Linked DNA regions of Homo sapiens: region 2 is linked to region 1. A link is a loop called in an ENCODE intact Hi-C map of the cell type or tissue named here. Cell type or tissue: A673. All regions are shown on one strand. Links, peaks and the distances in the headings refer to the core of each region. The heading gives the core; the rest is flanking DNA. Region 1 has its middle 68 kb from the start of RGS18. Region 2 has its middle 26 kb from the start of RGS18.

Region 1 (4,410 bases), core at 142-4,141:
AAACTACTAGCTCATACTAAGGTTTACCTGCTTGCTTGTTGCATTGTTTAACTGAGGTATGAAGACTTAAATAATTCAAGAGTTGAAGAACAACTCAAGGCAGTCACCTAGTTGATGTCAGAGGGAGCATTTCCAAAGCAAAGGCTTCCAAAACAACAACAAAAACAAAAATAAATAAATAAACAAACAAACAGTTCTTTATTTGGATTTTAGCGAATATGTGAGATTTAGAAAAATAAATGTAAAAAAATATTGCCAGTGGGGGAAATATTTGTCTGACTAAGGGCTATGACAAAAATTTAGAAAGACCAACTTAATTAGAATGGAGATACCATTGTGAACCCCTGTAAGAGATAATAGTCTTCACTTTATGGAAATCTAAGGCAGAGAGCATTAATTTTAAATTTACAAGTGTATATAGTGAATGTATCCCAACCTTGGCTATCTACCAGAGTAACAGAACAATGGGAAAAGGGAATTATTTAGTATTTTGAGAGGTATTGGACAGAGCTGAAGCAAATATCAGCATAGTTCTTCTGTTGAGGAGGCCACTGAGAAATAGTTCTCTGGCTGCTGTCCACTGGGTGAGGGTTCATATGAGTCTGTGGACCCATGCTGTGTTTGCTTCCCTGTATTCAGAGCACACAATTAAGATGGATATACTTATCAGCTAACAAAACCACTCTGGTTAGTGGACAAGAGTCAAGTCAAAGTTCCTAAAGCTCCAGCCACTAGTAAATCAGAGACAATAATGCATCATCAGTGGAATTAAAAATGTTAGTTCAACCCTCAAAGTCTTAAAAGTGGTAGGAGTAATGAGTGATTCCCACAATATCCCCATTCATCATATCAATATGGTTGCTGAAAAAGACAGATGAATCATGGTGTGATAATACATTATTATTAACTTAAATGAAGAGTAGAAAAGTTGCAGCTGATGTGCTATAAATGATGGTGCAGATCCACACTGCTCTGGCACTTGTCATGCAGCTCTAGATCAAGAGCTGCAATCAACAATCTTTTTCTGTAAAGGGCCACTTAGTAAATATTTCAGGCTTTGCAAGCCATATGGTCTGTGTCAACTCTGTCATTGTAGCACAAAATTAGCCATAGGCAATATGTAAATGAATGCAAGTGGCTGTATACCAATAAACCTTTATCTGAAAAAATAGATGATGAGTCAGGTTTGTCCTATTGGCCATAGTGTGACAAACCCTGATCTAGAAAATATGGCTTTTCAATTTCTATTAGTAAAGATGTTCATATATCTCTAAATGATGAAGCAAATCATTATCTTTCCCAGAGCTATTTTCCCTTTCCTGCTCTCTATAAAAAAATTTAATCATTTTTACTTTTTGTATACTATCTCACCGAAACTAGAGATTTCCATGGTAGATAGGAATGTTATATGGTGTTTCTAATATGTCTCAATAGAGGTTGGAGTGCAAACCTCAAGGAGAAAACTACTTATCATATGAAAAGGAGATCCTGGTGTGCTCCTTGTGCCTAGTAGAGACTGAGTGCCTGGCTACAGACATCAAGCTGCACTAAAACTAGAACTGCCAATATAAGCTAGATATTGTCACTACCACCACAACGTAAGATAGGATATGCATATGATGAAAATGGTATACTTGAGATCAAACCAAAGGAGATCCAGAAGTCACTAATAATTTACTTGTTACTTGAAGAGGTAGCTTACATGGACAAATTACCTGTCTCTATTACACAGTTGTCCCTCCCTCAGACCCTACCAATGGTCTTGTCGACGTTCCCTGTTCAACTGAAAATAAAGAAAAAAAAATCCTGAGCCTAGTTTACAGATGAATTATCCTGGTATTTGAATGGAAGCCAGAAATGAATATTTTTACACACGGCTCCATAGGGGGTGGTCCTAAAGACACAGAAAACAGAAATCTTCCCAGTAGTAAGAATTTAAGCAATATGCTTAGTCATTTCCTTTTACACAGGAAAAAGTAGTTGAGATGAATATACAGATTGTTGGGCAATGGTGAATGGCCTAGTTAGTTTGTTAACAGACTAGAATGGACAAGATTGAAAAGTATAGTAAAGGAGTTATGATGGAGAGTAATGTGAATGGGACCTGAGTGTGAGTGGACCTGAAGTATGAAGCATTTTGTATATCGCATCAAAGCCTACAAGAAAACATCAGCTACAGAGAAGATGCCGAACAACTAGTTAGATAAAAAAGACTTGTCCAGTAGATGTCATCCAGCCTCTGTCTTTGGTCATTCTATTGCTGGCTCAATTAACTAAAAAGTGGAGTATCATGGTGGCAGGGACAAAAGTTATATGGCCACAAAAGGTATAGACTCCCTTGTACCAAGGCTTTTATTGTTCCAAACATTACTGAATGTCTGAACTTTTCAGCAGCGGAGAACCACTTGGTGCTATGTTGTATACATCAAATCTCTTCTATCATGAACAAATCAGTGATTCATTGTTGGTGCAACAGTTTTTCACTCTGAAATAATGTTTTTCTTCCTTGCCTCAGCACTACTATCTAATTTCTGACAGATTTACTAATGTCCCATACTAAATGATACTGCCCTTAACTAATGAAGTAATTGTATAGCAAAGGAGCTATAACAATAAACATGCACTCATGGGATTCACCAATCCTGTCATATAGCATATTGCCCAAAAATTCACACCCTGAATTTTGGAATAAATATTCAAAGATTCACTCACCTAAGATGAAAACTTGGAAGAGATATCTTGCCAGGTTGGAAAAATCTCCTCCAGGATAAGGTATTAACACTGAGTCAATAACAATTAGATGCTGTTTTGCATCCAGTAGCTAAAACATGTGAAACCAAGAACCACAGGATAGAAATAGAAATGGCTGCTATCTTCACTCTCAGCAATCTACTTAGAGAACTTTTATTTGTCTTCCACGCAACATTAGGCTCTAAAGGTAAGTGAAATATTGGACTGTAAAGGCAGTGTCATACAATGGGGAATCAGGGGATGCGTCGACCAAAAGACACAGCAAGGGTTCCATTAAACCTAATGATATAACTGATACTAAATCATTTTGGGCACCTCATGCCAGTAGGCCATCAGATAAAGTAGTGAACTACTGTCATAATAGGTCGGGTTGATGCTTTATAATAACAGCAAAGAGAGATATGTCTTGGAACTTAAGGGATACACTGGAGCATTGCCCAGTAACAATAGTTAAAATGCAATTATAGCCACCATAGCCAGATAAAAGCAAGGTGACTGAGATTCATAGCCCTAAGGGATAAAGGTTTGAGTCCACAAGGCAAGCAATCTAGGTCAGAAAACATGCTCCTGCGGATGAAGGTAATCTAGAATAGGTGATAAAGGGTTAATACGAAGAATACCAATTATATATTTTAGATTAGTGGCAGCAACATGATTAGCTGTCTCTACCAGCCTTATAGTTTAAGATTTTTAAAAAAATATATAGATTGTAGCTAGCCATCTGCATGGAGTACCAGCAACAAGTATGTTCATTGTGAGGCATGAGCAAATTTAGGAGGTATGAGTGTTGGACAGCAGCAGTTCTTTAGATGCCTCATATCACTTCCCTTGATATACCCGAGTTTACCTGAAGTTGTGGTTTCTGACACAGAAACACTCATTCTCGGACCGACAAGAGCTTGTTTCACAGTAATGTGATACAGCCTAGAGTGGCAGGGATGGAGAAGATGTGCCCAGAACAATCTACCACGGATGGAAGTCTGTGCATGTCCTAAGCTCCCATTGCCTGGTAAGGTAATTCTGAGGCATGTTACAGTTTCTCAGAAATTCCCCCAAAGAGATTGAGCTACAGTTGGTAACAGTGACACATCATTAATTAATGCACATTTTATTGGCTTTTCTCTCCTGAGCCTCTTTTCATTTTCCCTCTTTTTTTGTGGGGAGATGCTTTTTTTTTTCTTTTTTTTTTTTTTTTTTGAGACGGAGTCTCGTTCTGTCGCCCAGGTTGGAGTGCAGTGGCGCGATCTAGGCTCACTGCAAGCTCCGCCTCCCGGGTTCACGGCATTCTCCTGCCTCAACCTCCCAAGTAGCTGGGACTACAGGCATGCACCACCACGCCCAGCTAATTTTTTTGTATTTTTAGTAGAGACGGGTTTTCACCGTGTTAGCCAGGATGGTCTAGTTCTCCTGACCTCGTGATCCGCCCGCCTCAGCCTCCCAAAGTGTTGGGATTACAGGCGTGAGCCACCGCACCCGGCCCCCGGAGAGATACTTCTTAAGATTATTTTCTAAGTGAATTACCTGTGTTAAAACCTTTGTTTCAAGATTTGCTTTTGACAAAACCCTATATAAGTCAGAGAGTATCTCAAAATACATAAAGTACAAGTTAAATGCATGTAGTAATATGAATGTATACATACATATAACAAAGCCAGTTAC
Region 2 (4,410 bases), core at 122-4,121, 94 kb before region 1:
GGTGTAGGCCTCTGTGATTAATCTCTCTGATGTGGAATTGCTTGAAGTTCCTTGCATACATCAGATTATTACATGCCTCTGTGTCTTCTATCGTGCTGTTTTCTGACTGAGATGCTCTTCCTCTGCTTCTTCACTCAGATAACTTCTTATCTTCAAAAAAGCAGCTCAGATATTATGTTCCAGAAAGCTTTCTCTTATACCTAAAACAGAACCAAGCTTCTCCCATGGCAACCAGCACAAATTTCATGTTAGAACCCTTAACACATTATATTGAGATGATCTATTAAGATGCATTCTTTTCTCTTTTTTTCTTTTTTTTATTATATTTTTAAGTTCTAGGGTACATGTACACAACGTGCAGGTCTGTTACACATGTATACATGTGCCATGTTGGTTTGCTGCACCCATTAACTTGTCATTTACATTAGGTATATCTCCTAATGTTATCCCTCCCCGCTCTCCTTACCCGATGACAGGCCCCGGTGTGTGAAGTTTCCCACCCTGTGTCCAAGTGTTCTCATTGTTCAATTCCCATCTATGAGTGAGAACATGTGGTGTTCGGTTTTTTGTCCTTGGGATAGTTTGCTGAGAATGATGGTTTCCAGCTTCATCTATGTCCCTACAAAGGACATGAACTCATCCTTTTTTATGGCTGCATAGTATTCCATGGTGTATATGTGCCACATTTTCTTAATCCAGTCTGATTAATGATGGACTTTTGGGTTGGTTCCAAGTCGTTGCTATTGTGAATAGTGCGGCAGTAAACATACGTGTGAATGTGTCTTTATAGCAGCATGATTTATAATCCTTTGGGTATATACCCATTAATGGGATGGCTGTGTCAAATGGTATTTCTTTTAGACTGCGTTGTAAGTTCTTTGAGAAAAGGAGCCAGAACACTTTGGCTTTGGGACTCCAGGGTAGCACATTACCTGTCATGTACTAGACACTGAAAATAATAAACGGGTTAATACTTTTTTTCAAAAAGCAGTTATAAGATGTCAGGCAGTGTTTTAAGTGCTATACCTGTATTCCATCCTCATGACAACTTTTTGAGGTAAGTACTATTAGTATCATCATGTAAAAAAAAAAAATTAAGAAACTGAAGCATAGTGAAGCTAACTGGCCTGCAGTTCACTTAACTAGCAATTGATGAGCACAAGACAGGCTGAGGCTCAAATCTATGCTCTTCAAAGCTACCTATCATTGCTTCTCTCGAGTTAAATATTAAACAATAACATCTAACCAGTAGAACACACAATTTTTTAGCATTTTGGTATTTAATCTGGGCTAAACTCTGTTCTGTGTCTCTACATAGTTTTCAAAGGAAGAAACTAAAATTCACTCTCAAATCACATGATATTTATAAAAGCACTGGTAATAAAATACTTTCATCACAGCATTCCTAAAAAATCACATGACTTTTAAGTAACTAGTGTAGATTTCCTGCTGTACCAGAAATTTACTTAGAAAGTTTACTTGACGGTCTGAAAAATAAGATGCTCTGTTTACCTGTTACTGGTTTTTAGTGATTAATACTCTCTTGAGAAAAAAATTCAATGACTGTTTATGAAAATATTTATGATCGATAATCAACTTTCAATACATTGTTTAGCTTTGTAAATAAACCCAAAATGTGAGGCTGCTAGTACACATGCTGTTAATGGCAGTATACTCGGTGAATTTCAGAGAACAAGCCTCCAGTGGCACTGCAAGCCATGTTTCACACTGCGTGCATCCTGTTTCCTGTCGACAGTGGCTATAATAGGCACATAAACTAAAATTTATGCACTATTTAATCTGTAAATGTTCTGTGCCTTTAGCCCCTAGCAATGGAAATATGCCAGTAGCTTTCTCTTATATAATTGTCTTTCTCCATCAGATTTCAGGAAATTTTAACTATTATAAAGTTATAAATTTTTAACATGATATCTGCATTAGTAGGCCCACAATAATCTTAAATCCAGATGGTTATTTCAAAATAAAATAATACCACTGTCACCTGATCAAAAAAGCCTACAGTCTACTTCCAAGATATATTTTAGTAAAAACAACTTTAAATGCATCATCTAAGTAAACTTGGGGAACCATTTACATATCTAGGAACTTCAGGCCAAATCTCAATGGAAAGATAATACTTCTAAAGGCAGTATTTAAAAAAAAAATGAATGGAACAAGTTGAAGTGATTTATTTTTCTAGCCAAATCATATAATTTAACATTGACCTTTACTTTCTACTAATCTAAATTTTTAACAATCTCTTTTATGCAATTATTTTAGTTACATTATTTACTCTCTACATTCTTCTAAGTAAATCTCAATAAGCAAACAAGAAATATTTGTATTATGATGATTATTTAAAATTTTAACTCTCTGTATTTTTTCTAATAAATATTCTAGTAAATAGTAATTTTACCAGAAAATGAAAAGCAGAGAAAAAGAAAAATTAAATGAGAAGCCTATGAAAATGCACTATTTGTCCATTGATAATTAGGAATTTATGAACCTAATCAAATGCATCATTTTTAAAAGTTACTTTCTAATTATGATCCCATAAACCAAAGCAATCTCTCCAATATAGAGAACTCAATGAAACAATAATATGTTTCAGGTTTCTGCTGGAGAGTTTAATATTATTATAAATGCCTACAAAATACTCCCGCTTTCATGGAAGTTGGGTTTATCAAAAGTAGGCATCCTGTTTCTTGAAGGCTTCAATCAGGTGTAAAATTTGAATATGCATTTGGCTCAACAGTTTTTAAGGATTTGTTCTGAGAGCTGTGGGCTAAACTATTAAGTATAATTTAATGAGAATATCTTATTTAATTTTGTATATTAGTTTAAAATTATATCTTTTTTATGCAAGACAACTACTAGAGATAAGAATGAAAAATCAATTTACTTGCATACTTCTTTAGAAGTTTCAACACTTTTTCCATGTAAGTTTAAGATCTTGCTTCTTCTATTTACATGTCAGAAATAAGACAGTGGCATTTTTGAACAAAAACATAATCATTGATGAGGATTGGAGAGATAGAATTGAGTGGTTTTGACTTTTAGGAAGTAGTTTATAATCTGGTATACCATGGATTTCTGAAGTGCAGAGTGATTACAAAGTGAAGGTGAATATTTTTGCATGTAAGTCATGGATGTAAAATAAATATGTAATATTACATCATGCACTTATATATCTCATTGTCTGAAACACATAAATGCCATGATAAATAGTGTACATACTTACTTAAAAGCATTACTAAAATCACTGTAGTTTTTGTCATGGTGTATTTCTCAATCAACAGATGCTGAAAGTACCACAACAAGCATGGTGTAAGATTATATTGATACTATAAAAACATATTTGTGTTTGAAATAGTTGGGAAAAACTGCTCTGAAAGGCTGTCGCTAACAGGCAAATTAGTCATATTTTCCTGAATGTATCACTCATCTGTGACTCAGAGAATAACTTTAATATATCACTATATTAAAAGAACCACTTTGTACCAGGAGTGAGGAGGTAAAGGACATAAATGACTTGTGAAGACAAAAAAAAAATTATTCTTATTTCCACAATCACATTTTATTAGAGATCTGAATTCTAAAATGTAAGCGTCAGTCAGAGAGACCATAGCAGAAATCTGTCTGAAAAACAAAATGCATGTAGACTCCAAATCACTTCTACCTTGGATGTGGCACATTGTCATTCAACCAAAATCTCAACTATCAACATTATTTAATGTTACCCGCACCCTGTTTTCTGAATTTTTTTTTTTTTGCTATAAATGGATATAAGAAGAAGAATCACCTTCAAACACATCCAGGCCTCAATCTTCAAAATTTATGTGTATGTTAAGTTACAAGGCAAAGGGGAATTAAGGTAATGGATGAAATTAAGATTGCTAGTTAGTTGACCTTAAAACAGAGAGTATCATGGTTTATTCATGTGGAATCAATGTAGTCACAGGTGTCTCTAAATATGGAAGATAGAGGCAGAAAAGTCAATATTAAAATGATGCCATGGGAGAAAAACTGAAACCCCCAATGTTGGCTTCGGGAGGGAGCCATGAGCCAAGGGATGCAAGCAGCCTCTAGAAGCTGGAAAAGGCAAGAAAATGCATTCTTGGCCAGGCACAGTGGCTCACACTGTAATCCCAGTATTTTGGGAGGCTGAGGCAGAAGACTCGCTTGAGCCCAGGAGTTTGAGACCAGCCTGGGCAATAGAGTGAGACCTCATCTATACAAAAAAAAATTAAAAATCAGCTGAGCATGGTGGCTTATACCTGTTGTCCCAACTACTCAGGAGGCTGAGGCGGGTGGATCACTTGAGCCTGGGAGGTTAAAGTTACAGTGAACTGTGATTGTACCACTGCACTCCAGCTGGGTTACAGAGTGATACTTGGTCTCAATAATAAT

Evidence for each region. Peaks named below come from ENCODE experiments on the same cell type or tissue, not always from the same donor. Only the 100,000 strongest peaks of a DNase experiment are listed, where the experiment ranks them.
Region 2: it touches region 1 in a loop (2.4-fold over the local background); 1 of 110 quality-filtered maps calls a loop at or near these places.

What each region holds. Positions count from the first base shown.
Region 1 is chr1:192,223,976-192,228,385 of GRCh38, forward strand. No RefSeq gene overlaps it. Among named protein-coding and RNA genes, the nearest start is that of RGS18, 68 kb to the left of the region's middle. In A673, for the core only: no CTCF peak of the experiment used is centred there; DNase peaks (open chromatin) are centred at 1,086, 1,516 and 1,886; H3K27ac peaks cover 3,222 bases.
Region 2 is chr1:192,130,380-192,134,789 of GRCh38, forward strand. No RefSeq gene overlaps it. Among named protein-coding and RNA genes, the nearest start is that of RGS18, 26 kb to the right of the region's middle. In A673, for the core only: a CTCF peak has its summit at 1,720; a DNase peak (open chromatin) is centred at 1,742; H3K27ac peaks cover 2,739 bases.